Linked DNA regions of Mus musculus: region 1 is linked to region 2. Evidence: chromatin loops called from intact Hi-C (ENCODE). Cell type or tissue: left cerebral cortex. All regions are shown on one strand. Each heading gives the region's core, and the rest is flanking DNA. Links, peaks and the distances in the headings are about the cores only. Region 1 holds the start of LOC115486929 (a long non-coding RNA gene). Region 2 has its middle 110 kb from the start of Wdr17.

Region 1 (5,393 bases), core at 165-5,164, 57 kb after region 2:
AATGGCAGATGATAGATAACATGTGGAGTTTATCTTTCCATTTCTGGATTAACTCACTCAGAATAATCTTTACTAGGAATGGCCATTCACCTGCAAACTTCATAATTAACGGGAGAATAAAAAATATAGAAATAAAAAAGATTCTAAATATCATAGCCTCTCTCTGTAATAATCATTTTAGTATTGAAAGAAGAATATTAAGTACTTGTCAAAAATTAAAGTAAATAATATTAGAAAAGTCGGCAGTTTTATTAACTAGGAAGTCAAACATTAAAATTCATAATGATATTATTGAATATTTTCATTTTTTTGTGAAAGCCTTTGAAAGCCAAGTACCATTGATTACTTTCATTGCTCGCCCCTACATAAAATCAGCATAAATATTTACCACCTCCAAATGCTTGAATAAGAACACAATAGAGGGCCAAAAATGTTAAAGAAAATTTACATGACTAGAATAAATAATAGAAATATTAATAAGACACACTCCTTCAAGTATGATGCAAAGTATATCTTTCTTGCCAGGTACTTTCTATACATGGGTAAAACAAGACATAGAGTCTCTATTTTTTAATTACTGAAATAACAGTAAACACAACAAGCTATTCATATTGTGAAATCAGATCTAAATTATCCTAATCAATTTCTCCCTTAGGTGCTTAACCCTTTTTGCTACAAAATACATGTAGTTGTTTCTTAATAAAGTGGTTGTTTAGAAAAGACTTTAAAAATATCATTTTGAGACTAGAGAAATGATTCAGCAGTTCAGAGTACTTGTTGCTTATGCAGTAGACTCACGTTTAATTTTGAGCATCCATGTGGAACTCACAACTATCAGTAAGGCCAGTTTCTGGGTATCTAGGACCTTCTTCTAATTTCTGCATTTACCAGGCACACTTATAGTATCCATAAATGTATGTAGGTTAAACAATTATACACATAAATACATTTTTAAAAATTAAAAACTTATTATTCAGACATAACTTAATTTTCCTTTTAAAGCAAAGAATTAAAATGAAAAGCAAAGAATTTTAATTAAAATATCTCCATATAGCATCTACATTATAAATATCTCCATATAGCATTCACAATATAATATTTAATAAGGGAAGAATGCCATATACTTGGATCCCACAGATAGCTGAGCCAGTGGATACTCAGTTTTCTTGTGGGACCCAGGTATAGAACATTGCAGTTTGTTTGCTGGCGTTGCACATTTAGAAGTAGTTTCTTTTTTAAAAGATTAATTAAAAAAATTTATATTATGCTTATGAGCATTTTACTCACATGCACGTTTGTTCAATGTGTGTGTGACTCGTGGCTGCAGGGGTCAGAAGAGGGCTCCTGATCCCTTGTAACTGGAGTTATGGAGGATTATGAGCCTCCCATGATGCAGATGCTGGGAGTCAAACCTGGTTCCTCTACAAGAGCAAATGATCATAATAGCTGAGCCATCGTTCCAGAACCAGCAATTTTTTTGATCATCACACAATGGCTGCAAATGCATGCCCCAGCCCCTTCACCAGCCAATGGAGGCTTGTACCATATTCTGTGCCCCACAACTAAGTCTTTCCATTGCACTTATCATAGGAAAATGTCACTGCCTATTAATAGACTGTCGGTGGCTCTCATTTTCTGTGATGACATAGAATCATCAAAGCATAATTCTTCTGACATTTGGAAGTCTGGTTTCTGTCACGGGAGACACATGTGCTCACTTGGACCTTGGGAACCTGCAGCTCACACAGCCCTGTAAGGACAATGTCCACAGTAACCCTGCTTACCTTTCAGCTAGAGTCTTATTATTTCTCTGTCCTTCTTACCCACGGTCTTCCACACCAATGCTAAAAGGCAGGAAAGGTAGAAACATAATGTGAGATTAGGTAGAGGGCTTGGGGGAGTTGGGTTCTTCAGAATTTCTGGATTGGTGATTCCTCGTCTCCCTCCCCATTCTTGGCATTTCATTTAAGCAAACACTAAGAAAAATCTCCCACTTTTATGTTCAGGCATACCCTTTCATGTCTGTTTGGTGTTATCTTCTTCAGTGGCATTTTCAAATGTCTTAAATTGCGCAGCCCACAGGGCAGACTTGACTGGAAAGGATGTGGTTACCATGGCACTCAAAAGACAATTTCCAGAGAGAAAGTGTATCTTCTCTACAAACAGAAGCAAAAACTCAAAATAGATAGAGTGACATATTTTCTTTCCAGAAACCGAGGACAAAATGTACAGTAGATGTTAGTTAAAAGCAACATCAAATTTTTGGCTTTAAATTTCTTTATCATTTTAAGTCCAATCTTTTTAACGTCTTTAAAGCACGAGGCTGTCCAGTGCATGAGTGGTATGGTTATTCCTATAGCCCAGTGCATTAAGGACGTTTATATTCTTGAATTCTAATATAAGCGACTGCATGTGAGTCCTCCTCTGATACCCATGGACCGTCACCACACTCCTCCTAGGATTCTTCCCACATTCATACTATTTTCAGATCTAAGCACCATATGGGAATCAAGCTACACAGAGAAATCACGGTGAGAATTCTAGAAGGCTTGAGCCTGTTGAAAATTTGTCTAATCTCAAATTGTGGGTAAAGAAAAAAAGAAAGAAAGAAAAAAGAAAAAGAAAAGGTTATTTGAGTTGCCCAGTTAAATGGCTGACTAGAGATAAAGACAGCACTTGAATCTACATGTAGCTACTTTCTCTGACTTGTATCTAGATTCTGTATTCCATTTCTAATCATTAATAAGAGTTCAATCAAAGTCTAGGCTAAAATAGAAAGTCATTCATTGCTGTCAAAAACAGTTGATCCTTTAAACAGTTGCCCCCAAAAATTACAGGAAATTTTTGCATTTGAGGCTTTTTTTGAGACAGGGTTTTGCTGTTTTCCTGGCTGATCTGGAACTTCCCTCATAGACCTCACATTCAGAGATCCACCTGTCTTTGCCTCCTGAGTACTGGGATTAAGGATATGTGCACAGTGTGGCATCTGTTCTTAGCAGTACCTAGGAGATTTTGGGATGATTTGTAATGTGTTTATTTCTCAGATTGTTCTGTGTAGAAAAATTGTGTTGGAAATTTTTTTATAATGAATTCACCATGTCTTCAGTTGATATATGCAATGATGTCTTCAGGGATATATTTTATGATGTATTTATAAAAAAACCTAACATCTTGATGGGACTGGGAAATCATTATCCTACTTATTTTAAAAGTTATGTTCATGAAATGTTCACTGCATAGATGATCAATTACATTTGGACATCATAAATATGTGAGTTTATATCATTTAGATTGAACTGGCTACTCAGTTTTGCTGGTGACTCTTTGTCATCTCCAGTTTACTCACGTATATATTTTGATCACTTAGAAATACTTTTTCTTCTTTAGAGGTCATATGTCTGCTACTCTAGAAGGCGTGTAGGTAGATGGAGAATATGTTGAAAGGAATACAAATAGTTATAGCTAAATTAAGCAAACAAATTTGTGAGCTTATTTTGTTGTTTGTTTGCTTGCTTATTTTGCATTATTTGTTTGTTGCAATGTCTCCTGTACCCGAGGGTGGTCTCAAACTCGCTGTGTTCTTAAGGATGACCTAGACCTGTTGGTCCTCCTATTGCTATCTCCCAAGTACTGGGATGCCAGTTACGTGCCATCATGGGCAGTTTATAGGCTTGATTTCAGAAGCTCATAGAATGGAGGAGGAGCCTCAACAGGACAAAACTAAGACAATAGGAATAAAACTGTGGAGATTTGACTGTGGTTATTTGAAAGGATCAGCAAGAACATAGGATTCTGGGAGTTTGTTCACAACTTTTCTCTATTATCACAACAATTTTCAATGTCCTGGGAATAAATCTCTTGTCTAAGCTCTGGACAGATATAGGATTCTTGACTGGAATGTTGGCAGGTGCTTATGTTTCTGTTTTTGAACTCAAGGCTTGGCATAGCCTTTGCATTGCAGCACACAGATATGTTGGAACCTAAGTGATTTCATGAAGAAGAAATCAAGATATATTAAAATGTAAGAAAGGAATGGGTAGTAAAAACAATGCCCGCCAACAATCTCTTACAATACTGACTGATGTGGTCTAAATGCAAAATGCACCCCATATATTCATGTTTGAAGACTTGATCCTTACTGGTAGCATCTATAGGAGGTGGAACCTTGGTAGAGGAAGCAAGTCCACTGGTAGCCACTTGTGATGTGACAGCACAGCTCCACTTGCATTTCACTCTTGGCTTCATGAGTACAGATCCCATGTGCCTAGCAAGTGCTCTGGTTCGGCCACTGTGCCTTTCCTGCCTGCTGCTCTGTTTCATAGTCTGGATGGACTGTATTGCTTTGGAGCTATAATCCATACTAAAGCAGTGTTCCCTTAACTTAGTTTTATCTGGATATTTATCAGTGCAGCAAATTTTATAAAATAACTAAGACACGTATTTTCTAATATTTCTCAGGGGCTGAACCTAGATTAATAAAAAAACAAAAAAACAAAACAAAAAAAAAACACACTGCCAGTTGAAGTAAATTTGACATTTTTTTCTTTTTACTCTTTTCTTAAAAATGTATAAAAAATATTTTAAAAGATCCCTGTTTTCCATTCTATCTTTCATTTTGGAAGCAGTTATATGTGTCCCTTTTCACATTCAACCTCATGATTATGAACATTCATATGGATTTTAAGACATTTATTTATAAACCAATAAATAATAAATGAAGATGTTGCAGTTTTTATTTTTATTTTTTATTTATTTTTAAAATTTTTATTAGATATTTTCTTCATTTACATTTCAAATACTATCCCAAAAGTCCCCTATACACCCCCCCTATCCTACTCCCCTACCCACCCACTCCCACTTCTTGGCCCTGGCAATCCCCTGTACTGGGGCATATAAAGTTTGCAAGACCAAGGGGCCTCTCTTCCCAATGATGGCCAACTAGGCCATCTTCTGCTACATATGCACCTAGAGACACTAGCTCGGTGGGTGGGGGGGGGGGCGGTACTGGTTAGTTCATATTGTTGTTCCACCTATAGGGTTGCAGACTCCTTCAGCTCCTTGGGTACTTTCTCTAGCTCCTCCATTGGGGGACCTGTGTTCCATCCTATAGATGACTGTGAGCATCCACTTCTGTATTTACCAGGCACTGGCATAGCCTCACAAGAGACAGCTATACCAGGGTCCTTTCAGCATAATCTTGCTGACATATGCAATAGTGTCTGCATTTGGTGGCTGATTATGGGATGGACCCCCGGGTGGGGCAGTCTCTGGATGGTCCATCCTTTCATGTTAGCTCCAAACTTTGTCTCTGTAACTCCTTCCATGGGTATTTTGTTCCCTATTCTAGGCAGGAATGAAGTATCCACATGTTTGTCTTCCTTCTTGATTTTCTT
Region 2 (5,393 bases), core at 245-5,244:
CTCACCCACTCCTGCCTCATTGCTCTAAACATCCCCCCTACACTTTTCTTAATGATAAGCTTTTTCACAGTAAAATTTTACCTTTTTTTTTCTTAACTAAACAATTTGTCGTTTTGGTGTTTACATATTATTTTAATAGTAAGAATTTTATTTCATGTACAGATTTGTAAGTTTTTATTTCACCCAATGATCCTTTTCTCCCATTTATTTATTTATTTATTTATTTATTTATTTATTTATTTATTCACTTTACATGTCAATCACAGTCTCCCTCTCCTCCCAGTTCCTGCCCCCTCATGTGGCCCCTCCCCTCATCATCCAACTATCTTAATGTAGGAAACCATATACTTTGAAAGCTCACTGAGGACAATGCCACCTTTTCCAGGGATGTGCTCAATGTGGAGAATGAAAGAGTGCTGTTGAGCGCTGCCAGCTTACCTTAACCTTGCTCCTGCCTTTAAAATCAAATTGCTGGTGGATTCCAGGAGCTAGCAGATACGCCCTTATTTCTTTATTGGTTCCAAGGAATGTATTTCTGAGGTCAGGCCTTGATAAGAAGAGACAGGGGTGCTAGGCACAGTCAGTGTAATAGTGCTTAATGAATTCATTTTTCAAATTGAAGATAAACAACCATGTTTATACAAAATGTTTGCCAAGCATAACTGAATGCCATTTTAAGGAGAGATATGAAAAATACATATCCCTTGACTCTTAATTAAAAAAAATACATCATTTTTCTTATTTAAAAAAACCCTTATTTTCTTACTATAAATAAGATAAAATACAGAAAAGCAAGAAAAAAAGGAAAAGAAAAATTCTTTGTAATCATATCATACATTGATAACTTTCCACACTGAGTATTTATTCGGAAAATAGGTTGAGATATGTTAGGCTCATGTGGAATTTTGAATTAGTTTCTTGTTTTATGTCTTGCTGAATAATTCCTTAGTTGCACAGAAAGAAGTTTAGTTGTGGGGAAGAGATTTCCAGATCCGCATTCCAAGCCTTATGCCACCAAATGCAGCTTTGTGAACAGAACAAGGAAAATGCTTTGGCAGGCTGAGGAAACTAACACCTGAAAGTCTATAGCTAATTTCAGCCAGAGTCTGTGTGGCTTAAAGGATAGACATCGAATTCTCACAGTTCTGGGGAGTAGGCTGGCTCGTGGTGACCCCTCTCTTCCAAATGTCTCTCCTCTCATTATAGCCAACAGGGAAGTCAGTAAAACATCATTTTACTGGTGTCTTTTTCATGAGATAGCCTATTCCATTCACAACTACACATCACATTCTGGGATTAATTATATACATTCCCAAACCCCAACACCTTGTATTATCACAACAGGAAGTATAATTTGAACCCATGACTGATGGGCTACACAAATGAGTAGTCCACAACATGAAGATACCAAATCAGAGAAGGGATCACAAAGAACAACCCTTCTTCATAGGTCTTCTAAGCTACAAACAATTGGTTCAGTGTTACTAACCCTCAAATGAAGTGCACTTAGGAAGTCAACTGTGACCCCATCACAAGCATCTTGTGTTTAGTAACAATGTTGGCAAGAAGGAGCGGGGCTTCCTCCTTCTGTTTCATATGCTAATGCATTCATACACTTAGCAGTTACCCAAATGTGTATTATGTCCCAATGAGATTGAGAAAAATAAACAACAGGACGAGAGATGCAGTCGGTTTTCATTTTTCCTTACAAGATATAAAAGCCCACAAAACAATAGAAAATAAAACCCTACAAAATGGAAAATACAGTGCACTTGGAAAAATACTCATGCCTGAGTTTTAATAATGAACAACGGAGCTGTTAGGTGGTTAAACAATTTATATTTTATATGAATAATGTATGCTTATTATTACTGTTGTGTGGTAGGTAATGCCTTCTATACTTACCATTCATTTTGGAAAAACAAATGAGGCAATGAATGTAAAAGCCTTTGCGGAATATATGCTTTAACAAGAGTGCCAATATTTATTGTGAATAATTTGAAAATCATGTGGATTTCTGGTATGCTTTTCTCAGTTGCTCATTTTGAACACATCATTTGCTTCTGAGGTTTTAAGGGTTATGAAACAAGTAAACATTTTAAAATGTTTTTCTTTCTCCAGTAGCTGTTTTCCCTCTAGTGGTTGCTGTGGAAATCACATGAAAAATGTCTAATGTTCAGATGAAAATGAAACAGAGCAAACGGGAGAGCAGACGCTCTGAAATATTGAGACAGCAGTATGATGCATACAGAAAAATGATCTGACCTAGCTGTGTTTTAAGTTTATCAGCTTTTCAAAAATTAGAAAAATTCTTTACTACTTTTATCATACTTAATGGGTTTCAGTGGAGATAGGAGTTGAGATGTCCGAGGTTCAGGAGGAACAGTGAGACCATACACTACCCACTCCCTCACACATGGGAAGCACATTTACTAATAGGCACCTACTCGTTCTTCACTGATTTTCTGATCTGGCTTCAAGTCCAGCAGTAATCTCTGTTGTCTCTGCTATTGGTTTCCTCAAAGGAAGCTGAGCAGAGCTTCCATGTGTATATGCATTTTTGCTCACTCACACTCTCCCTCCCTCCCTTCTTCCCCTCTCTCCCTCACTTTTTCCCTTTCTCCCTCACTTTTTCTTTCCTTTCTTTTAAACAATTTAGTCTCCTCTCATTCTGCTGTTCTGAAGCCTCTCTTAGATTCCTCTCCACCATGGTTCTGTGCGTGCTGACATCTTTATCTCCCCATCTCTGCATTTATCTGCCATTTGCTCTGTTTTAGCACCATCTGCACATTGCTACTGTACCCTATGGACCATGTGCTTGCAGATATTACATAGCTCAAAGAGACCTTTTCTGGCCAAATGAACATAATAGGTGTTGCGAGTTATTTTTATCTCTCTGCCTAGTATTTTAACTACAACACTCTTACCAAGATCTAAATTTCAGCATTATATTTTCCAGCTTTTTTTTGCTATTGATCTTTTGTTATTAATCATTTTATTCATTTATATTTTAAATTATATCCCCCTTCCTGGTTACCCCCTTCAATCCCCCAAGTCATTCCTCCTCCCTTTGCCTCTATGAGGGTGCTTCCCCACCCACTCCTGCCTCACGCCTCTAATATCCTATTCACTATGAAATCAAGCCTCCCCAGGACCAAGGGCCTTCCCTCCATTGATGTCAGATAAGGCCATCCTCGGCTAATATGTATCTGGATTCCTGGCTCCCTCCATGTATTCTCTTTGGTTGGTAGTTTAGTCCCTGGGAGCTCTGGGTGGTCCAGTTAGTTCATATTCTTCCTATGGGCTTGCAATCCCCTTCAGCTTCTTCAGTCCTTCCTCTAATTCTTCCATAGGAGTTCTAGGGCTCAGTCTGATGGTTGGCTGTAAGTATCTGCATCTGTATTGGTCAGGTGCTGGTAGAACCTCTCAGGGAACAGCTATACCAGGCTCCTGCCAGCAACTGCTTCTTGGCATCAGCAATAGTGTCTGAGTTTGGTGTCTGCAAATGATATGGATCCCTAGGTGAGGTGGTCCCGGGATGACCTATCCTTCAATCTCTGTTCCATTTTTTTTGTCCCCGTCTTTCCTTTGGACAGGAACATTTCTGGGTTTAAAATTTTGAGATACGTGGGTGGCCCCATCTCTCAACTGGGGTCCTTTCTACTGGAGGTGGTCTCTACAGGTTCTATCTCCCCTCTTTGGGGTATTTCAGCTAAAATCATCACCATTGGCTCTTCGGAGCTTCTTGCTTCACTGGAGTCTGGGACTTTCTAGTGGTTACCCCAGTTCCCCATCCCTCTCTGCTACATGTTTCTATTCAGTGTCCTGATCCTCTGTACTTTGCTCCTGTCCCTTCCAATACTGTTCCTGCCCCCCCTTTTCTAACAACTTCAACTGATACAGGAAGATTGAAATAATTTCAGCATTACTTAGTGTTTATTAACTCACTGTGAGAATGGGCCATAAGGCAAAACATTAATGAATGGGTTTCACTTGCTTAATAAATTTTCTGAAACCCTACAGAGTTTTGGTGCTCTGTTTTTGTTGAGATCCATTCCTTTATGTTGGAAAACACTAACATCCTCATTAACTTTCCATTCAGATGATGTTTGTTAGAGTTTTACAAATCTTTATTTACAACCATTCCCATTAACTCATTAAATTTAAACACGAGGAAAAGGCTTAGTGAGAGTTTTTAAAGCATGTAGTAATATTTTCAGTCTTCTTTAATTAATCTAAATTGATTTTGATTTTAGCGAAATTCAACTTCTTATATCTGTGTAATCTGTATAATCTAAATTAAAGGAATTTTAACTAACTTTATAATTTCATTTTGTTCTGTGTTCCATAAACACTCATATATGTGACCACATCATAGTATCTTCTAGCCTTAATAAGTGATTAGAAAACAAAACTGAACCTCCTATCAAAGGCTTACCTTTTCATATAAATTATTAGTTATTTTTAGAATCTCATAAGTGAATATTGATTTTATCATTTCCATCTCTTTCTCTCTTTCTCCAACTTTCTGTGTCTACTCAGTTCTCTTTCAAATGTATGACTTCTTTATTATCTCTCTCTCTCTCTCTCTCTCTCTCTCTCTCTCACACACACACACACACACACACAGAGAGAAATAGTCCATTTAGTGTTGCTCACATGCATATGAGTTTAGAGTTGACTACTTGAGACTGGACAACCTATCAGAAGGCACATCCCTAGAGATGATTTTATCTCCTCTTGGGAGACAGTGATGGCTTTCAGCTCTTCAGATAGGGATGGAGCCTTGTAATATTTCCACAGTTTATATTGGTGTATGAACTGAAGTTGTCATTATGCTTGTCTGTTTAGGTAACTATAGTTTTGTGATTTTTATGGGAGCACTTTCCCATTCTTGCCTCATCTTGGCTTTGGGCTCTATAACTTTCAGCTTCCTCTTTCAAAGTTTCTTGAGCTTTATGTGTAGGCCTCGAGTTGTAGATGTATCAGTTGAGGATAGGCACCCAAGTATGAGTTGTTCTCAAGAAAGCCAACTTGATAATGGTTGACAAAGTTTCTTTTAAGGGACATTTTACTTATATATTTCTATATACATATGTACACACACACACACACACACACACACACACACACACATATACATACATACACACACACACACATATATATATACATACATACACACACACACACACACACACACACACACACATATATATATATATATATATATATATATATAGAGAGAGAGAGAGAGAGAGAGACAGAGACAGAGACAGAGACAGGCTATCAGCTTGAGAGTTTGGGGCTTGGGAGAGGTTGGAAGTACAATACCTGAGAGGGGCTTGAAGAAGGAAAAGGAAGATGAAAAGTGATATAACTATGTTACACAA

Evidence for each region. A loop is a pair of places that touch in the nucleus more often than their neighbours do. Peaks named below come from ENCODE experiments on the same cell type or tissue, not always from the same donor. Only the 100,000 strongest peaks of a DNase experiment are listed, where the experiment ranks them.
Region 1: it touches region 2 in a loop (5-fold over the local background); 2 of 42 quality-filtered maps call a loop at or near these places.

The regions. Positions count from the first base shown.
Region 1 is chr8:54,885,123-54,890,515 of GRCm38, forward strand. LOC115486929 (a long non-coding RNA gene) reads right to left here and starts at 4,460. Exons shown (of 3, transcript XR_003947548.1): 1 at 2,013-4,460; 2 at 1,288-1,844. It also overlaps a transcript of Gpm6a not described here. In left cerebral cortex, for the core only: no CTCF peak of the experiment used is centred there; DNase peaks (open chromatin) are centred at 2,069, 2,447 and 2,878; H3K4me3 peaks cover 1,634 bases; H3K27ac peaks cover 3,770 bases.
Region 2 is chr8:54,827,823-54,833,215 of GRCm38, forward strand. It overlaps a transcript of Gpm6a not described here. Among named protein-coding and RNA genes, the nearest start is that of Wdr17, 110 kb to the left of the region's middle. In left cerebral cortex, for the core only: a CTCF peak has its summit at 2,146 (motif pointing left); DNase peaks (open chromatin) are centred at 2,150 and 2,440; H3K4me3 peaks cover 403 bases; H3K27ac peaks cover 1,289 bases.